2 separate regions of the Homo sapiens genome follow, and region 1 is linked to region 2. A link is an interaction called in ENCODE POLR2A ChIA-PET data of the cell type or tissue named here. Cell type or tissue: K562. All regions are shown on one strand.

Region 1 (2,500 bases), 400 kb after region 2:
CCATGGCAAAGTTGGCTGAAAATGAGTAAGCAGGACTTTGTGAACCCTTCATATTCCTAATAAAACATCTCTTCCTTACTTGAACATCTCTTCCTCTCTCTTTTGAACTTCAGCAGGCTATAAAGGACAATGCCCTTCGTTTGTGATTATGTAATCTCTAGAAACATGCCCTCATATATTGCTGGTGGGAATGTAAAATGATGCAGCTGGCAGCTGCTGGGGAAAGCAGTTTGGTGGGTCCTCAAAAAGGGAAACACAAAGTTATGTGTGTTTATGACCCAGAATGTTCCACTCCTAGGTATATACTCACAATAACTGAAGACGTATGTTCATACAAAAACTTGTACACAAACATTTATAGCAACATTATTTATAACAGGCAAAAAGCAAATACAATCCAAATCTCCATCAGCTGAGGAATGGATAAATAAAATGTGATACAGCCATACCGTGAAATACTATTCAGTCATAAAAAAGAAGAAAGTACTGATAGTAAGAGTTGAATAAGGAAGAAAGAAACATGAAAAGTGGCTTCACAGTTAAAAACAGGTTTATTTTGGAGAATAAACCCGAGAGGGGCTTCTGGCTGAATTAGGTCAGGGGCACTCTCTGTTACAGACTAAGAGTATTTAAGGGTTTAGGGCAGGAGAGCTTATCACAGGCTCAGAATATTTCTGTGTTTCTTTGTCTTGCTTATTTGAGAGGGAGTTTTTGTGTTTGTTTCTATCCTTTTTTTTTTTTTTTTTTTTTTCAGCTGCAGGCATACCCAAGCCTGCTTTTAGCTTCCCTATCTTAGTGTACCTAAAGGGAAAGGAATGTGCTTATTAGGGCCCACTGTTTTACTGGGGCCCATTGTATGAGTGTGAAGTTTGGCAGTTACCCAAGAGACTTTCCCCCCACCTTCTGTGCCTGAGCTGTCTTATCTGTGTTTTACTGTCTGCTCTTTCTGGCTGCTTGTTGTTAGAAGAGAAGTGATTTCCTTGAAATGCCTGAGATTAGAAAAGGAGCCGGAACTTGAAATGGCGATGTTTGTCCAAGATGACGGTGCTCCTGCTCTGTCACTGATACCTGCTACCACTTGGATGAACCTTGAAAACGTTGTGCTACGTGAAAGAAGCCAGAATCAATGGGCCGCATTTTGTTCGATTCCATTTATATGAAATGTGCAGAATAGGCAAATTATAGCCCCCCAAAATTCATATGTTGACGTCCCAACACTTAGTACCTCAGAATGTGACTGTCTTTGAATATGGGGCCTTTAAGGAGGTAATTAAGGCAAAAAAGAGGTCCTCTGGGTGGGCCCTCACCCAGTAAGACTGGTGTCCTTCTAAGAAGAGAGAGATTAGGACACAGTTACACACAGAGGAAAGGTCATGTGAAGACAAAGGGAGAAGACAGCCTTCTGCAGGTCAAGGTGAGAGGCCTCAGGATAAACAGCGCATAATAGGTCTGGTAAGGTCTGAACAGAGGTCAGATTATATACTGTGTTATCAGCTAGGGTAAGGAGTTTTATTTAAGAGTAATTCAGAGCCACTGGAAGGTTTTAAGCAGGGTTCTACAGATCTGATTAATATCTGGGAGTTAGGGTTTCCCTGGAGATTCTAACAAGGAGGACTAAAGCATCCCTGACCTTAGACCCAGAGGTAATCTCTATCAACCGGGGTCCTGAATTAAACTTTCTTCATCCTGTTGATTGCCCTTGGTTTTCAGCAGAGTTTGCACAAAGAGAAATCAACACACCCAGGATAGCATGCCTTAGTACTCCAAACAGATTCTGAGAAGCATAAGGGTCAACCATAAACACACATTTTTGCAAACACTGTAATCTATTTATGCTACAAAAAATCTCCTAAACAGAGGAACCGAATCAACTGCAAATAGCTATTGTTGACTTTCTACGAGGACACTGGCAATCATGATGGCTCTGTGAGCCACAGGATTGTTGTAAAGAGAGATGTCTGCATGGTGGTGATTTTCTGTACTCATCAGTGGATTTTTGTTTTTTCATCAGGGCCAAGATCTCCAACCATAAACAAAGGAGAAATTTTGACTTGAGAAATATCTACTTTGTTAATAAGCAAAACTGAAACTGGAAAAAAATAATTTTGTTTTGTAAACACAGGCTTGCTGTTCATTTAGTGCAAAGTATAACTCTTGCAAAATGCTAAGGGTACATGGTCCCCATGGTGCTAGAGTTTAAAATGGTTTTGGAGGAATCAAAACAGCAGCTCTGTTTGTTGCACAAATGTAGCAAATATGAAAGCCAAATCATATAAATTATTTTAAACAACTGAATGCCACTTACCAGCTGTGAGCTACCTGCTTCAACAAAACTCTTTCAAGCCTAAATAAAGGGGGAAAATTTCTCTCTTCTCTCCATGTATTTAAAGACAGCATCCGAATTAACATCTGAGTCATAAATAGTCCATGAAACAGATGACTCCTCATCCTATGACTAGATGTTTTTTTTTTACCAGATAAAATTCTAAGTGAATCTCTT
Region 2 (2,500 bases):
AGTCTTGTATACCATATTCTTCAACAACAACAATAATAAATATCCTCACAAATGCCCTAAATTGCCCTACATTGGGAGAAAACACTGGATATTCTTCCAGGCTTTGGTGAGGATAATTTAGACAAGTGTACTTTTTTTCCACCATGTATAAATGGGGCTACCAATAATTGGTAACTGGCATTGATCAGCCACTAAATCAAATAGGAAGCCCCCTCCCCGCCCACCTGCACAGCAGTCATTATGAGCTCCCCTTTCAGGCGTGTTCAGGGGAAAAAAACCACTGGGCCAGGCTGACCAGAATCCCACAGAGCACAGTGCTAATTAAGGTATCTATACTTTTCCAGTTGATCTGGTTGAACAGCAGTAAAAACACCAAGGGTTCTTTTTCAGCCTGCTCTAACTTGTTTGTCTGGATCAATGTAGAAATTTTCAGCAGCAATTTGCTCTTCCCAATTCCTCTCCCGGGGGAAAAAAAAAAAAAAAAGAGCTAGGATATTCCTGGAATGCCTCTTGACTCACAAATCAGGAGGGGAACCTCCTATCATCATTGTACTTTGCTCATTTCGTTCTTGGGAAAATTAAATGAGATAATACAAGTGCTGAGTGAGAACCTGGTTCACAATAAACTCAATAAATAAATGATGTCAGTCATCGTAAAAAAACAAAACAAAACCAAAAATAATTGCCTCCTGATGTTTATCAACCTACTTGCAATATGGAAGATTGAAATATAAGGCAATAGGTTTCATGGCACACTCCAGAGATGTTTGTGCTGTCCTCCAGCCTTCTCATAATTAGTCACTTGCGAGCAGTAACTCAGAACTTTTTCCAATTTCACAGGTACTCATGCCTCACAACTGCCTCCCCACTCCCAGTAACTGAGAAATAGAGTGTTCAAAACAGTGACAATAGAAAGGCAAAAGACCTTTAAAGAAATTCCACAAAGCCCCTTGGCACTGATCATATAGAAGTTTTGCCAGAAAAATCAAACATCCAACACTAAACAGGTGTTGTCAGTGGGAGAAAAACGGTGAATGAAGCACAGATTCTAAGCATCCTCATCAAATGGTTATGGCCCCATCATAGATCCGACCCCAAATGTCTAGCTTTTCTTGAAGTTTTAGGCCACAAGTAAACTCTTCCTGAGGCACACCTAGCAATCTTTTGTGTTTGGCTCTGCTGTTTGGATATACATAGTATGTTTCCTGCCAGGCACAAAACCATTTTTCAACTTCTTCATGAAAATAAGGTAAGATATCCAGTAAGCAGGTTTTATTACAATTTATAACTGAATTTTCTCATTCACACAGGGTCCACCTTTATGGTGACACACCACAGGATTGTAGCTATGCAGGAAAATTTTAAAGCCATAAAATAAATAATGTCTGGACTCTAGAAAAGATGGTACATTTATAACAGTTATGCAGACTAACATAGCAAAAAATAAGTGGCCACAAAACTTTGTATTTTTCTTTAGTATTATGCCTACTCAACTTGTAAAAGACTGGCCATGTCATAATGTTTGTAGTTTCTAAACCATGTTTTTGGAAACACAGAGGACATCAGTGTTATGCCTATTCAAATTATAAAAGACCCGGCCACTTGACAATGCCTGTAGTTTCTAAACCATGCTTTCCAAATTGCAAAGGGGGCAGGTACAGCCCATAACTTTACAGAATGGCAAGTAATGTTCTACCTTTTGTTGAATAATTGGCTTATTTCACTTGACGTAAGTTTTTATGGCAATCCTCTATTACCATGAAAGTGTACGTTCTCTAGAACTCAATAAGTGCAACTTGTAGAAATCAGGTTTTTTTTATTTAATACATTCTAATCAAATAGTAACAGCAGTAAATAAACACTTTGAAAAACAGGCAGGTATCCCCCTGTATCTGGAAGAAAATTAAGTCAAAGTATTCTACACAGTAGAAGGGAGACAACTGTTTATGTCCATGGTTAGACAATTCAAGGACAACTTGGATATTTCTAAAGCCATTTCCAAAAAATCAATGGCAACAGGTTGGGACACAGCTATTTCAAAGGGTAGAATGCCTATACCTACATTGGTTTTTATTAACGGGGATTGAGTTGCACCTGTATAGCATGATATTCTTGTCTTTAGCTTTAAAGGAAAAGAGAAAGTCTTTTCCATTTGCACCAGTTTGAAATATTTCTGAAATAAGGCTCCCATAGAATGGATTACTACAGTACTCATTCACATGAGAGTTCCTACATGTAGTAAAAAGACAAATACAGGACTTCATGGTCACTTTTTTTGGTTGATTTGGTTAATTGCATAAAATGGGATAAATACTCACATACATCATCTGTTTAACAAAACTCCTAGGTACATCAGAATGCAAAATATAAAATGCCCAAGAGACTCTGATCAGCAGGCATATCAAATTGCAGTGAGGCCTGTGTCAGCTTGGTTCCTTCCCACTTCTTCAGTATTCCTATGAGGAGTTCTTTCTCTCCTACTGGAGCCTGGACCTTTGAC

What was found. Peaks named below come from ENCODE experiments on the same cell type or tissue, not always from the same donor. Only the 100,000 strongest peaks of a DNase experiment are listed, where the experiment ranks them.
Region 1: POLR2A ChIA-PET joins it to region 2 with 5 read pairs; 1 of 35 experiments calls an interaction of 5 or more read pairs at or near these places.

The regions. Positions count from the first base shown.
Region 1 is chr12:93,176,340-93,178,839 of GRCh38, reverse strand. The region is part of intron 2 of LINC02412 (long intergenic non-protein coding RNA 2412); the gene reads right to left. All of the region lies in intron 3 of LOC643339 (a long non-coding RNA gene), which reads left to right. Among named protein-coding and RNA genes, the nearest start is that of LINC02412, 3.2 kb to the right of the region's middle. In K562, no CTCF peak of the experiment used is centred here; a DNase peak (open chromatin) is centred at 1,049.
Region 2 is chr12:93,575,503-93,578,002 of GRCh38, reverse strand. It overlaps SOCS2 (suppressor of cytokine signaling 2), which reads right to left. Exons shown (of 2, transcript NM_001270471.2): 2 at 1,258-2,500. Among named protein-coding and RNA genes, the nearest start is that of SOCS2, 4.1 kb to the right of the region's middle. In K562, no CTCF peak of the experiment used is centred here; no DNase peak of the experiment used is centred here; H3K4me3 peaks cover 736 bases.